Linked DNA regions of Homo sapiens: region 2 is linked to region 1. The links are chromatin loops, found by intact Hi-C in ENCODE. Cell type or tissue: A673. All regions are shown on one strand.

What was found. Hi-C counts contacts between places; a loop is a spot of excess contacts. Peaks named below come from ENCODE experiments on the same cell type or tissue, not always from the same donor. Only the 100,000 strongest peaks of a DNase experiment are listed, where the experiment ranks them.
Region 2: it touches region 1 in a loop (4-fold over the local background); 9 of 110 quality-filtered maps call a loop at or near these places.

The regions. Positions count from the first base shown.
Region 1 is chr12:44,870,354-44,878,353 of GRCh38, reverse strand. It overlaps NELL2 (neural EGFL like 2), which reads left to right and starts at 2,039. Exons shown (of 20, transcript NM_001145108.2): 1 at 2,039-2,539; 2 at 3,001-3,129. The coding sequence starts at 2,485. RefSeq lists enhancers at 915-1,414, 1,415-1,916. In A673, CTCF peaks have their summits at 1,568, 4,029 and 4,231; DNase peaks (open chromatin) are centred at 1,623, 2,013, 2,653, 4,263 and 1 weaker place; H3K4me3 peaks cover 6,313 bases; H3K27ac peaks cover 4,932 bases.
Region 2 is chr12:44,012,385-44,020,384 of GRCh38, reverse strand. The region is part of intron 3 of TMEM117 (transmembrane protein 117); the gene reads right to left. Among named protein-coding and RNA genes, the nearest start is that of TMEM117, 180 kb to the right of the region's middle. In A673, a CTCF peak has its summit at 4,855 (motif pointing left); a DNase peak (open chromatin) is centred at 4,814; H3K27ac peaks cover 2,024 bases.

The DNA.
Region 1 (8,000 bases):
ACTCTTCACACCTCCCCATACTCATATTTTAATGATTTCCATACTATTTAATTAGGTCAAATAATTACAGTAGCAGGTTCAACTAGAATTATTTTGGGTACCAAATACCACTGTTCTGGAGGGAGCCTCAGTGTGTATGGTACTGGAGATAAGCCCATTAACCACCAGCTTTCAGCATATGGATGAGAGTCAGAGAAACTCGAGAGTATCCCTACTTTCATGAGTTGGTTGAACACAGGTTGGTTAGGAGGACTTTTATGTGGAAATATATATGTGCATATGTATATTTATGTTTTATTCTTTTCTCTAATGATAGCATTTTAAATGCTACGTTATTTAAAATTTATTTCGTGTAGCTTCTGTAGATACTTATTACAATTGAATATTTTAGATGCACAGCTGTAGAAAGGTCTTTAATTCTCTGATGATTAATTTCTTTTCATTGATTAATTAAATTGTATTATTTATTTGGCATAGTTTTTCAAATTTGGGAAATTGCATATGACAATCCTTTATCACTTGTAAGTACTGAAATATTTCTCAAACTTTACAAAGTTACAAATAGAATTAAATGGGAAATTCGATAAGAGAGAATTAAAAATTAATTTAAAAGAGCTCCCGAATTCTGAATCTTTTGTCTTAAAAATTCTAAGGGCAGATCTAAAAATACCTCTTTCCCTATAGTATAATATAGTATATGTATTCCACTATATGATAATATCTATAACTATATATCTATAGATAAAATGTATATTATACTCCTGCCTTGCAGGGGGCTCAGACTACCCAGTAGGCATTTTGGTAACTGTAGCTGTTAGTATCCAGTTGGAGAATTCAGTACCCACATGTTTGCATGGAAGGTTAAGAAACCCAATTGATCTTTGTACAGATTAATACCATAATGGTTTTTTAAACTCTTAACTTTTCCAAAATGAAAGTGGAATGCCATTCCTCAAAATTTACCTAAAAATTTTAGGGCTATGTTCAAAAAATATTATGTACCATTGATCTTGAACATACATGTGCCTGCTGAAAAATGGATCTCAAAGGACACCACTTTTATGGTCCCGGACATATGTGGTGAAGGGCAGGTAGAGCCTGCATGAGTGTGGTCAACAGTGGGATGGCTCTTCTCTCTCGCCTGGGCTCCATCTCCTCCCTCTGCTTATTTACGTATTTATTTATTTCTCTCTCTCTCTCTCTCTCTAACCATCTCCTCTATGTAGGTAGATATTTCGGCGTGAACAGACGCCCTGGCTCAGTTCCCCTTGCCTTCTGCTGTATGCTGGTCCCAGAGAGCCCGAGTCCGGGTCTCCACGCTTTATTTGGCAGGGGGCGCGCGGGTTCCGGAGCTGTCCAGCACCTCCTGGCCAAGTTCTCTGCGCTCTCCGCGCCCGGGAAGCTCTCCGCGCCGGGGAAGCTCTCCAGCGCCCCGCCCCCGGCAGGGAACCTCTCCACCAGGACACCCGGGGCTTCCCAGGCTCGCCATCCGTCCCCACCAGTCTCTACCTACTTTGCCCAGCTCCACCTCGGCAGTGCAGCGTGTTTTGGTGGCCTTCCTCCGCACGCCCTGGAGGGGGAGTGCCCTGCACCCCGGGGCTGCTCCGGAGCCCAGTGCACGAGTGCACATGGGCTTCCCTCCTTTGCTTAAAGGGCAGGCGAGCGCTACTCGCTCCAGCCTTGCCTCCTGCAGCTGGGTGGTCTTTTTTCTCTCCTGTCTTTCAAGACACGCGCCCGAAATCGAGGGGTGAGAGCAAAGACCGCCCATCAACTTAGCACCTTGGATTTAGAGCTTTCAATCCCGAAAGGAGGTTGGCATTGCCCGGGTCATCGAGAGAGGGAGGGAGAAGAGCTGAGGCTGCAACGGCTCCTGGGCTCCCTAGACCGGGTTTGGCATCCAGGAGACCGTGCGGGAGACCGACGCTGAGCGCCGGCCTCGCCCTCGGCGGCCCCTCCCTCCTCCTTACCCCGCCTCCCCCGGCCCGCCCCTCCCTCCCCGGAGGAGCAGTCTCTCCGCGCGTCTCCCGGAGCTTTCTCCATTGTCTCTGCCTTTACAACAGGTTCGGGCGGCGGGGAAGACGGGGGGGTGCGGGGCCGCCCCAGCCCGGGCTTTCTTGGGGCCGCCCCCCTTCTACCGGGTGTGCGAGTCTTTGGCTGCTTTTATTCGGCTCGGGAGCTAATTCCCCGACGGAGCCGCGCCGGGGCGAGTCCGACCCCTCCCTCCGGGCCCCCTCCGGGCCGCGCTGCCGCCTCGGCCCTGCGTGTGGGAATGATGTGCGCATTGGAGGGTCTAAGTTCTTCACGCGCCTGGGGAGGCCTCCCTTTTCTTTCTTAGGCAACCAAAGCGTATTAATCCTACTGATCAGTAAATCCGAGGCAGCAGCAGGAGAGACAAACGTTATTTTCCCGCTTGATTCCAAGAACCTCTTCGATTTTTATTTTTATTTTTAAAGAGGGAGACGATGGACTGAGCTGATCCGCACCATGGAGTCTCGGGTCTTACTGAGAACATTCTGTTTGATCTTCGGTCTCGGAGCAGGTGAGTGGCCGCAGAGCTGGGGCTGGGGAAAGGGATGGCTCCCGCCTCGGGGCAGCATGGGCTGGCTGGGGAAGCCTCGCTTTTCCCGGACCCAAAGTAGGTCTGGAGTGGGAAGCTTGGAGTAAGGGGGCGGGTTTGGATATGGATTTTTTTTTTTTCTGTGCTTGCCTTGGAGACCGCGAGGCGGATCACGCCCCTAGTCCAGGGTCGGAGGGCTGAGGGGGAACTTTGCAGAGAGAAGGGTTTAAAGGAGGTCATGGAAACGGGACTGGGTGCTCCGCTATTTAAAGCTTGGCTGCTGATCTCAGGTAAGGCTCTCGGCGGAGGAGGAGGCAGTCGCCTCTCATCTTCAGTTCCCAATATTGTCGCGAAAACGCGGTTCTTTGCTGCCCTGGAGGAAGAGACTTGCATTTTGATGGAGCTTTTCCTTTTTCTCTCTCCCACCTCATACCCCTCACCAGTTTGGGGGCTTGGTGTGGACCCTTCCCTACAGATTGACGTCTTAACAGAGTTAGAACTTGGGGAGTCCACGACCGGAGTGCGTCAGGTCCCGGGGCTGCATAATGGGACGAAAGCCTTTCTCTTTCAAGGTATGCCCGGCGTGCTGCATCCCCACTGTGATTTCAGTTCCGATAACCCCGGCAGGAGTTGCTCTTGCCGCTTGTCCTAACTTTGTATTGCCTCATGGATGACAGTACTTTAGCTGAGGTGTAGAAGGGCCAGTGTGAGACACATATCCCTATCTCTTTTAAGTGGTTTTTTCTCCCCTGCCTCACCCTTCTCCTTCGTACTTTGTACTCTTGCCAGTTCTAATGGATAGTCCCTTAATTACTGAGCAGAAACTCCTATGGCAGATGGTTGATTTTAGAATCTGGGGAACAATGAATTATAACACAAACGCCTCGTTTGGGTGAAATTGATTTAGGTAGGAAAAAGGATAGCTTAATCTTAGTTAAGACACTGATCTCTGAAAGTTTCAGGTACGATGGTGCCCTGCTTGGAGGAATTGTTTTATGGGGGTAGCTTTCTGGAAAAATTAATGCCTCTGAATATTTTTACTTACTGCATATCACAGTCGCAGTATATTTGAGGCAAAATTTATCTTTGAAAGACCCTCATTCTTCCTTCATCCACCAATAACAAGAGAAAGGGAATAATGGTCTCAAAAGTATTTTGGAAAGATTTCAAGTAAATGTTAATCTAGAAGTGTATCTCATATTATCATTAATTGTGTACTTACGATTTTACAACTTTTTTTTGAAGTCAATGGATATTGGCTGGGCACAAATGTCTACATCTCAAATTATATTTAAATGTGTTGTGCAGTCAGAAGCAAATTCCAATGCAGCAAACCTTCAACTTTGATTAGAGCTTTTGAGGATTGCTTGTTTGTGGAAAGTTGCCGTAATAAGAGCTTCTAAAAGGTAGCTAAACGTGTACAGACAGACTAGATTCATGTATGGTGAAGAATACATGAAGGCAAAAGAGAATGGAGTTTGGTTTAACATATCTAATGGACTAAAGCTTCTTGCCCTACCTCACCCAGATTTTTGTTGTTGTTGTTGTTATTTTGGTGCCATGGCTTTGAAAGTGCAATTCATAATTACTAAAGAGTTGGATATGCAAAAGGAAACCACTTCGGAAAATATGCTACCAAGAAATAGAAATAAAATAAAACTTGAGTGTTTCTGTAGTGGTGTTGTTGCCTGATATAGCCAGTATGTGTCACCATGGACACTAAAACCAAAGCTTAGAGTTGGGAAAGGAGGAAATTCACATGTGTTACATTTACTTAAAACAAGTTTGCTCTTATAAAAAATTAAAATGCAATTTTCTGGCTTAAAAATTATTGTTTAAATTTTATGTTTAAGTTAATTTTTTATTGTAACAAATATTTATGGTAATGTTTTATTCACTTAAGGGTCTTTTATAAGAGGGTGGGGCTTGGATATTGAATCCTTTAAAAACAATGACCAAATATAATAAAGAAGATAAGGCTACATTGTCAGCAGAATTTCACACAGTTGAATAGAAGTGTCAGTAGGGTTAACCTTCTGTTTTTTTTTTTTTGTTGTTGTTGTTTTGTATTGTGTTGTTTTTATCTCTGATTTTTAATCCCTATGAACTGGAAACAAAGTTATTTCAGGACTGCCAATTCGAGTAACTGGAAAGCTTTATGGAATCTAAAGCTCCTAATAAACAAATGGTATTGTAGTGCTCTTAAAATTTACAAAGCTCCTTTAAATTTTATTAGTATTCTACCTAGTTTCCTCTGAAGAGTGTCTGATCTGTCACAAATAGAAACCTTCAGGACTGTGCATTTTATATTCTGATGCTAGAAAATTAAACCATTTTTAGGAAATAGTCTCAGGAATCGATAACTTTTCCTGGTTAATTAAAAATGTTTAGTTATTCATTTTTATTTAAATTGTCAAATTCTTCAAGGTAGGTGTTCAAAATACATAAGGCATATAAAATGTTTTGTTTGAATTGTCCATAGTAACTAGATATCCATGTACATTGATGAATTGGTTGTTTTTCCTTCCTTGTTGATGCCGAGCTCAATATTTAGACAGAGTAAATGCCTAACAAATATGGTTTATGAGATTTGAAGGTGTAAAATTTCATTTTCTGCCAAATTATGGACTTTATTTAATATAACCAATCAATCAGCAAGTATTTCCTGCATGCCATGTTCTCAGTAGGCATATATTACTGATGTATTGATTATGCTCTTGTGATTTCTTTTATTCTAAGATTCGGATTATGAAATTGACAAAAGGTGGCCCTTTGGCCATGCATGGAATTTCGCATTACCTTGGCAAGGTCTTTGCTAATAGCATTTGGAAACTTGTTAAGAAGTCAGTTCCGAGTCTTGCTGCTTCATTGAGATTTCCTTTGGCTTTAGAGAGAAAAAAATATACAGACTGAAGATTTTATAGATTCTATTTACAGTGAGTTGAGGGTGCTGCAGATATTTTGTACGGTATATACATATACACTATACATAGTCATAGCAGGAATAGTAACAAATTACAAAATCCGTGAGATGCTCTCAGGTTTCATATGAACCTATCATATAAGTTTCTTTGTGCTATCAGATATGTTCTAAATAGATGGAAGAGATTTTTGGACCATCAAATTTTTCCTGCAGTAATGTAACCATCTTCTTCTGTCTTTTAGCTTTAAAATAAAGAAATCTCAACATATACTTTCCCAGTGATTTTTGCTCATTTAATATTGCTTTTCCTTGTGCCAGTTTTTCTCCTTAGTGGATTTTGAGATGCATGCAATTCAATACCTTTTGAAACTCGTAAATTTATTATTATCTATACCTAATAAAAACAAATGGAAATATATTTTAAAGTCATATGTTTTAAAAATAATAATAGCAACTATAGTATCACTAAAATGGTTTTGTTGTTGTTGAAATTTGATTTATAGTTGTTTTGGAAATTCAAGTAATAAGATGCTAAATTAGATTACACCTTAATAAATATGGCTTTTGATCTTTGCCAATTACCATAATTTTCAAAAAAGGAATCCAGGCAATTTTCTAGTCATTTCTAGCTATAATCTGACTTGCAGCCACAAAAATACACTTATTATGCTTTTAAAAATTAGAGGAGTGAATGTAGACAATAAAAAGACCTATGAAAGGTTATAAAGGGTTCTACTTTCTAAAATCTAGGAAGTATTCCCCAAGATAATGATCATAATAATGTTTTTTTCCTCTCTGTACATGAGGGATCAGGAATGAGAGTATACAGAAGCACCATTCTAGGACTTTCTAGCAATGTTAGCATGATTTTTAGATCTTTGATTTTAACAATTAATCTGGCCAGGTTCCCAAAGTAGATAATTTCCTCTGTTGGTTTAATACAATTTCTTCTGAAGTGTTAACAGATTTTATAATCTCATTAATCCATAGAAGAGAAGTGGATAAAATCAAAGCATGTTTTTTTTACAAGTTGTTAAGTTGAAAATAAGCTTAGTAGTTATTTGTAAAAAACTTTAAGGTTTTAAAGGGAAAAAAAGGTCGTACGTCTCCTCTTATGCCAGTGTTACGCAGAGTGAAATAGGCATTTGGTAATAGACCATGGACTTTAGTAGGCAAAGGTAACTGCATTGAGGAAATCGAGGTGGCACTAATTTGTCTTCAGTATGATGGTTGGTGAGCATCTGTGGACTTTGAAGTGATGGCTGTTGGTGCCCAAATAGTGTGGAATAACACAGTGTTTAAGAGATGCACTTAGAAACAAGATAGACTGAGGTGGAATTTCATTAGTTGTTTTACTGTGGTGAAGTTACTTAATTTCTCTAAGCTCCAGTACCCTCAATTATAAAATGATCATTGTTATGACAATTAAGCGAGTTACTTTCATTCTTTCAAATAAGTTATTTTTGGGAAACTAGCATACTGCTAGGTGTTAGGCACATAACAAATGAAGACGTTAGAACTTAACTTTGATTTCATAGTGTCTTAAAAATAGCCGTTGAACAATTACATAGTTACAGACCTAATCACCATTAAGATAAATTATATGAAGAAAAACTGAAGATATAATGGGAATCTATATTTTAGTTAGGGGAGTCTCAGGCTCAGGGAAACCATCTTTGAAGAATAGTCATTTAAGCTGATAGTTGAAGGATATGTAAGAGTAGTCCAAAGAAGAGAAGCTATGGGGATAGGCAAAGGGACTAGTGTGTGAGCAAGGTTCTGAGCATGGGATGAATGTGCATTTGAGAACGTGGAGGAAGTCTAGAGAAGTAGAAACATAGGGCATGTGATATGAAATAAAGTATATGAGGAAAGCAGGAACCAGGTTACATGGTAGGCTATACTAATAGAGCAGAATTGAAAATTTATCATTATGGAAATATATATTATGGTGGGCAGAATAATGGTCCTGCATAGATGTTCATGTCTTAATTCTTGGAACCAAACAATAGGTTACGTTATACAGCAAGGGGAAGTTAAGTTTGCTCATCAGCTGACTTTAAGATTAGGAGGCTATCATAGGTTATCTGGGTGAGCCCTGTGTAATCAGAAGAATCTTTTGAAATGGGGAGAAGGAAGCAGAATAGTCAGTGTAGAGTGATGTGATATGAGAAAAACTAGTCTGGCCACTGGTGGCTTTAAAGGTGATAGTGGGCCACAAGCCAAGGACTGCAGGCAGTTTTTAGATGCTGAAAAAGGCAAGAAAATGAGTTTTCTCTTACAGCCTCCAGAAGGAATGTAGTGCTACTGATACCTTGATTTTAGACCAATGAGACTCATTTTGGACTTCTGATCTCCAGAACTGTGAGATAATAGATTTGTGTTGATTTAAGTCACTAAGTTTGTGGTGATTTGTTTGAGCAGCAATAGGAAACGAATACAAATTTTCCTGCATGGAAGTGTGGTGCTGGTGTAAGAAATACCTAAAAAATATGGAAGTGGCTTTGGAACTGGGCAATG
Region 2 (8,000 bases), 860 kb after region 1:
TGGTCTTTGACCAAGAGAATACATCGAAGGTGGATAGTAAGAGGCATAACCACTGCCCCATGTAGTACTTTTAGAATGCTGACCCTTGTCAGATAGGGCTCCATATAGTAAAAAAGACATAAAATAACTGTGAGGGAATAATGATCCACTGACAACAATATCTGGATACTGCTAACACAGACCATATTATTTTCATTGAAAGAGTTATTTCTTTTATTAAAGATATCATAGACCTGATCATTGAATTTGACCAAAAAACCTGGGATTTTTTAATCCTGGTTTGTTCTGAATTTAAAATTTATTTTTAATATGCACAATTATTAGAAATTTCTAAGAAAACACCATTACTGACTAAACCATTCCCTATGCTACACAGAGGTAGTAGGAGGAAGAATGTCTATTTGCTGAGTGTTTTTAACAACCAGATTCTATTACAAAATATGAACAAACAGACCTTTCATTCTGTTTAAAAGAGCTTTTTTCTCAAATTGGGGATTGTCATATGTGGAATGAGGAAAAATCAAAGAAGTTTGGGGGGATTCATTACTCACGTTCATAGAGCCTTTATTAGAATGCTTCCAAAACTTTCTAGAGACAGAATTCCATCTTTTGATAATTAAGAATAAAAGGAAGGACTTCCACATATCTATGTAATATTAAAGGCACCAACTGCATAGTTTATAATCTACACATATTTACACTGATTAATGAACCTGCCAACTAGAATAAATGAAAATTAATCAGAAATTACATTTATGAAATAACATTACATAAAACTTGAAATAATGAGCACATTAAACTTATTTGCCTAAATGTCTTTATCCAGAAGAAGAAGAAAGAGGAAGATGAGGAGGAAGAGGAGAGAAATGTATAGAGAAGAGAGCCCCAGATCAGGAAGCTAAAGATCTGAAACCTGGTCCTACTTCCAGTGCTTATTAATGGTGCAGATTTGAATGAGCCAGTACCCTCCTGAAGCCTCTGTTTCTCCCTCTGCCACTCTGTCAGGGCTGCTGTAAGTGAGCGTTTCTGTGAAACTACAATGGGTCTCCTGGGGAGTGAGAATTGACTGTGACTAGTCTTTTCAGGGAAGTGCGCAACCTGCTCTACAGGACTTGCCTGAGATGGTCTTTGTCTCAGGATTTTGTGTGCATCATATCCTGGGAAAATGATGGTCTGGTCACACTAGATGGCTGCCATTCATCATAAAGCCCCACCCCAGACAACATTCTTTCATACAAAAACACAACTAAACAAGCAAAAAACTCTATAGGCAATTTGAATACATAAATCTCCTCCTTCCCTGGCCTCTGCCCAGAGCTGAGAACCACTGACTTAGGTGAAGTCCACTTAGGGTTGAGTGCAGCTACAAGAGTAGAGTTAATCGGCTGGGCACAGTGGCTCATGCCTGTAATCCCAACACTTTGAGAGGCTGAGGCAGGCGGATCAAGACCATCCTGGCCAACACGGTGAAACCCCATCTCTACTAAAAATACAAACATTAGCTAGGTGTGGTGGTGTGTGCCTGTAATTCCAGCTACTCGGGAGGCTGAGGCAGGAGAATTGCTTTAACCTGGGAAGCGGAGGTTGCAGTGAGCCAAGATTGCGCCACTGCACTCCAGACTGGCGACAGAGCAAGACTTCTTCTAAAAAAAAAAAAAAGAAAGAAAAAGAAAAAAAGAAAAATAAAAACAGTAGAGTTAATTATCAAGAGTACTTTCTGGATAAAATATTGATAAGGTCCTAGGAGTTGCTTAAGACATACTATGTGGTTTAAGGAATTCATAATAGCAGAAGTCTCCATTTATGTAACAACCAATGGAATAAACAGTGCAAAAAGTTAGTTTCATAATCTAAGAAATGTACCATTTTTATTAAAACAATTGTCTCTAAATTACTTTGGCCATTTCTAATTAAAATTACTTCAAATGTGTTTCATCTAATATAGTGTAGAGATTTTACATGTTTTTATTGCATGCTTAGAACACTTGCAAATTCAGTAGGTCTAAAATATAATTTTGACCTTTCCTTAAAGCATACATATCATTATCAAATCATCTGAAAGAAAATCTGAAGCATAAAAAAGGAGAAAAAAATGAATTTTTGAACGAAAGAGTCCTTTTTTCATTCAATCAGCAAAAATTCACTTTTGCCTTTTGTAACCATTTTGGAAATCTAGTTGACTAACTAGAGTTAGTTCAATTCTCCACATTTTTATGTTTCTTATCTAATTTCAAGACAAAGGCAGAAAAAGGTTGTGTCTGGGCACAGCTGCAACACACAGCATGAAATGAACCCCAGCAGAGTGGCCTAGTCACCAAGAGCAGCCAGCACATACCAAATTGGGAGTGATCAATGCATGATGTACCAACTAGAGAGTCTAATTAAATAACAGTGGTTAATTACTAATTAGTATGTGACTTATGTAGACAGAAGTACTTAGACTTGTCAGATGTTAAAAAGAACATTGAAAAAAATCAAAACTCTGTCATTTCAATGATCTATTTAAAAATGATGCATTAGAGGTTTTTTCTGCTATCATTTGCCTAGCCAAAACACACATTGAAGAACCTGTTTTCTCTTTCTAAAACAGATGTCCTTATTCTATTTAAATAATAACATTACCTTTGATGTCATGAAAGACTATAAAGCCTAAAATGTTATAATATTTTGAAGTGGTGGAGAGGGTAACATAGTGTCTAATATCCATTTAAACACCAGTATATTTGAAATATATCATTATTAATCAGCTGGATATATTTTGTTCTTACTTCTTACATGCTTATCAAGTGCATACTTAGAAAGCCCTGGTTTCAACTAAAAACCCCTCTAAGTTAGCCAACCCAGTGACAAGCACTCAGAATACACAAATCTATTTTCCAAGTGATTCATGGTCCCTAGTCTTTGGGGTAAGAGGAGGGCCAGCAGATCCTTGCTTTTAGAAATCATATAAGATTTCTTTCCACAACTGTGAGACTTGGTGGGTTTGGGGTTTTTCCTTTTTTGGCATCTATAGAAAAAAATACCATCTGTCTCATCACCAAAAAAAAAAAAAAAAAAAGGAAAGAAAGAAAAGGAAAAGCTTGATATGGCATAGTGATGCCAACCTTTACTTTCAATTATTTATCACCTAAAACACACACACACACACACAGAAGGCTTCATAAATAATGCTTTCTCCTTTTGTGAAAAGTGTAGGTGGAAATACTACATGTATCCTGCTAAATGAGCAGATCAGATTGATGCTCATCTTTACTAAACATTATTTTTTCACAACCTCACCAAAAATCAAAGTAATCATACCTTTCCCATCTCCTTGGTGATAGTGACACATTTGCCACCTTAAAACAAAAACCCATAAACAAAAGATAACACTCTAAAATCCATGACACATTTGCCTGAAAGGAGGCTTAAGGATGGAGGGACTATTATATAATTTATCAATTTATATCTGTGGCCAGAATAACACTCATCAGAATAATCAAGGATACTTAATTAAAATGCACTTTTCTGAGTCCCACCTAACACCTCACAGAATCTGTATTTTTGGCAGGCACCCAGGTGATACTGATGCAACCTAAATTATAAAGGTGGTTTGTGGGGCTCAGGGTACTCTCCCAATACTTTGCATCATCCACAAACCTTCAGGCACTCTGTTCACCATTGACCTCTGCCTACATTCCCATTAGCTCGTAAAAGATGAAAGAAAACTGTGACTTTGTATTTCCACTAAAGAATAAAGGGAAGTGTGGCAAGAAATCAGGGCAAATTAACTGTCAAGTCATGTATTGTTTCCCATCTAGTTTAAAACACTCATTGATTGAAATGTAGACTTACGTAGTGAAAGCCCTAGAGAAAAAAAATTAAATAATCCCAAAACAGTAATTAAGTTAGACGGAAGAAAGCTGAAGAAAGAAAGAGGAAAGGGGAACCATTCCTAGGGCAGGTGGGACACAGGGAGAAAGGGAGACTCTGCTGTGGCCATAGGGATGGTCCCGTTTCCACCTGGGAGGTGAACTGAGTGAATTCCCAAAGTTAGGTCTGCAAGCAAACAGTGCTAAATTACCCTTGCTAGCTTGGAACTAGGAGGAATGGCTTCACCCAGAGGCTGGGACTGGCTGGATATCTGGATGCCTTTAAAGAAAAGGGAAAGAAGCCAAACATGCCACTGAACAGCACCAGGAGGAGAAGCAGCAGTAGTGAGAGGTAGTGGACATAAGAACAAAGCAGCCAGGTGGGGTTCAGGGGAGGCAGAACCGTATGAACCCCACTCCACTAAAAACTGAAGGGAGTTGGGAGGAGGGGGTAGTGCTATCAATCCATTCAACGGGGGTGACCCACAGATTAACAGTTTATTCCTGGGTATTTTGTTTTATTCTTGTTTTTGAGACACAGAGATTGCAACTCTGTAATATTTCCAAGCTAGTGGGTTTTTGTAATTAAGCCAGTTCACACCAAAATAAAACTCTCTACATCAAAATTTTCTTAAATCCCATTATATCTAAATGAGTTGTATAGTCTTATTTGTTGTTTGGTAAATCCCATTATATCTCAATGAGGTGTATAATATTTGTTTTTGTTATTGTTGCTTCCCTTCACATAACAAACAAATCTGTGTCATATATATATTTAACAGACTATTAGAGGTCAACTTGGGAAATTGTTATACTACTACTTATTTTATTGTTTCTATTAGGAAAATACACTCTGAATCCTGAATTCCGAAGAGTTAATTTATAAGCACATTTTTGGACCAGTACATGTCGGTAATTGAGGACTTCCTGTACAACTAAATTCTGGCAAGTTCTAGCTCCTATAGGTATCTTTGCTACAAATGCTTATCCACAGTGCCCTCTAGCGATTTTAATTCTCATTTCAACATGGACAAAAAAAAATTTGAGCAAAAGCTTTTCCATCTTATGAGATGAACATATGCATGTAAGTCTCAGAATCATACAATCCAAAAATTTTAAGTCCAAAAAATACCAAGAAATCTTATTTGAGTATATTATAGATATATATATTCAAAAATCACTGATCACCATGACACAAAAGAAATATGTTCTTCATGGAATCGATAAATAAAAGCCTTCCTGGGTTTTGTTCTTTTTCAGTTAAGAATATCAATATGGATACAATGACTGACTTAAGACTTCTAATTTAAATTTTCTTTTTCACTTATTTTTTTAAGTCCAGCATCCCCTCTTTTAGATGATACACTGTTCTTGGACAGATCTTGTAGACAGTACGAGTAATAACAGCCAAAGAGGAAAAAAATTTCCTATGGTAACTACATCATCTGTGTCTCAAATCTCTGAGTTATATATTATTACTGTAGCCACCATTTTTTTTTTCTGAACCAAGTTTGCTAAGGTTTTTCAGGTGCCTCTCAACAAATAAAATCTCCTAAGTGAGGCCAATCATAGAAATTACAGCAGGCTTGTGCTGTTCTCAGGCTAGATGCAAGGTAGTGTGCCTTAAAGCTTAATTAAATGATATTATTTTCACATACCGATCACAGTATTTCACAGAACATAGAAAAAAAACGGTACAACAAATAGAGGCTATAAGGAAAGATCAGAGTAAGGAGAACAAAGAAAATGAAGGAAGAAAGAAAGAAAAGTGTCAACATAAAAGCACAACACCAAGGGGAAAAAATAGCAGTAACCAACAGATGGGAGATACCAGTGTTCATTTTCCTTGCTACATCTAGGTGATTAACCATATAGTACAAGAGAGTACACCACCTGTGGAATTGGGTAGTGTAACGTATCTTTTGATTATGCATAGATCTACTTATACTTAACAAATAATAGGAGGTTAGGAAGTTTGGAATAAAACAATGCAGTGGTTTTCAAAGTGTTATCCCAGATTTAGGAGCATCAGCATCACCTGGGAACATGTTAGAAATTCTCAGGACATACCCCAGCTATTTCTACCTCGGGCTCATATCCTCTCTGGAAGCAGACACTTCATGTTAGGTTATGAGAAACTCAGCTCCTCAGGCACCTGGCCTACAGTCATCAGCTTCATCTTTCAATCTCATCTTATCCCCCTCATCCTAACCCCAAGGCCTCATCAGGTCTGCTGAGGGAGCATGTCCATACCACCCTCAGTGACAAAGATAAAATGATTCTGTTATTCTCTGCACCACAGTGGGGTGACTGGAACTCTGCAAGGTTGCCATGGCCCGTCTACCTGCAATGGCCTATCTACCTAGAGCCAGTTCAGCTCTATTGCTTTTGTGCTGTGGGGGACAGGGGGACTTCTGAATACGGCTTCCCACTGCCCAGGCTTCACCGTGAAAAGGACACAAGTCTTTCCTTCTCTAGTCCACAGTTGTATCTGAGGTGTCTATTGTTCTCCCTATGCCCCTCCCCTGAAAGTTTGTTAGGTTTCAAACCCTTTTTCAACTTCCAGTATCCACTCCAACATGTCAGGAGTTTAGAAGTTGCCACTCCATCCTAACAGCAAGCAAACAGCTGAGTGATCTGAAAAATCAACAACTCTTCTTAGATCTGTCAGTGAAGTGAAGTCTTAGGGCAAACCCTACACCACAAATTGGAGAGACAGACAGGCAAATACAGAGAATCACAACTTACCAAAGGAGGAATTCATGAGCAGAAACCTCTTCAGGAACCAATGCTGAGGTACATAAATCTGAGCTGCAATTGATAAACTGATGGAGGCTCGGTGTGGACAAGTCTGAGAGCTAAAACCTCCAGGGAACCCAGCCACGGAGGACCCTCACCCTTCTGTGAGTCTTATCTCCAGGCCCTCACAGCGACTATCAGAGAAAAATTCCCCTGTACTTTCAGCAGTGGGGAAGGAAGAGGAACCATTTGAAATATGAAAGAAAGGATATTCTGTTCTTTGCAAGGCCTGCCCTCCAGACCCTAACCTCTTGGAATTTTATCAGAGCCTAACCTACCTGGGGGAAGGGAAATACCTAACTCCAGACCACCCTAGCCATCATATCCAGCCTAAGTTGGGGAAAAACTGTGAAGCACTGGTGAAGTTCAGAGCCCAGGGCCACAAGCTCATTAAAAGTCTGAGACCTAGACTGGGCGCGGTGACTTACACCTGTAATCCCAGCGCTTTGGGAGGCTGCAGGCTGATCACTTGACCTCAGGAGTTCGAGACCAACCTGGGCAACATGGCGAAACCCCATCTCTACAAAAAATACAAACATTAGCTAGGGTGTGGTGGTGTGAGCCTGTAGACCCAGCTACTTTGGAGGCTGAGGCGGAAGGATCGCTTAAGGCTGGGAGGTTAAGGCAGCGGCAGCAAGCCCTGTTCACGCCATTACTGGACATGAGCTTGGGTGACAAAGTGAGACCCTGTCTAAAAAAAAAAAAAGCAAGAAAGAAAGAGAAAAAAGAAAAAAAGTGTGATACCTAATCAGAGGAGTACAAAAGACTTCCCCTCCCCCCACACCCTACCACTGCATCACTGAAGGCCTATTTAGTGCACTTCTTTCTACCCAGTACATCATGTCCTCCTTTCAACAAGAAATTACAAGGAAAACAATTATAAAGCAAAAACCCCAGTTTGAAAAAACTGAACTGGTATCAGAACCAGAGTCCCATATGCCAGGAATGTTGGAATTGTCAGACCAGGAATGTTTAAAAACTATCGTTAATATGCTAAGGGCTTTTATCGAAAAAAATAACTTGCAAGAACAGATGGATAACATAAGCAGAAAGATGAAATTCTAAGAAAGGATTTTTTTTAAATGCTACAGATCAAAACAAGTGGATCAGAAATGAAGAATGCTTTTGATGGGCTCATTAATAGATTGGACATGACTGAGGAAAAAAATATCGGAACTTTTATTTTTGAGAATATGTCAATAGAAATCTCCAAAACTAAAAAGCAAAGAGGAAAAAAAAAGAAAATAAAAAGGAATATATAAGAACCGTGGGTTAACCATGAAAGGTATAACTGTGTAATGGGAATATCAGAAAAAGAAGCAACAGAAAAAAAAAAAACAAAAACAGAAA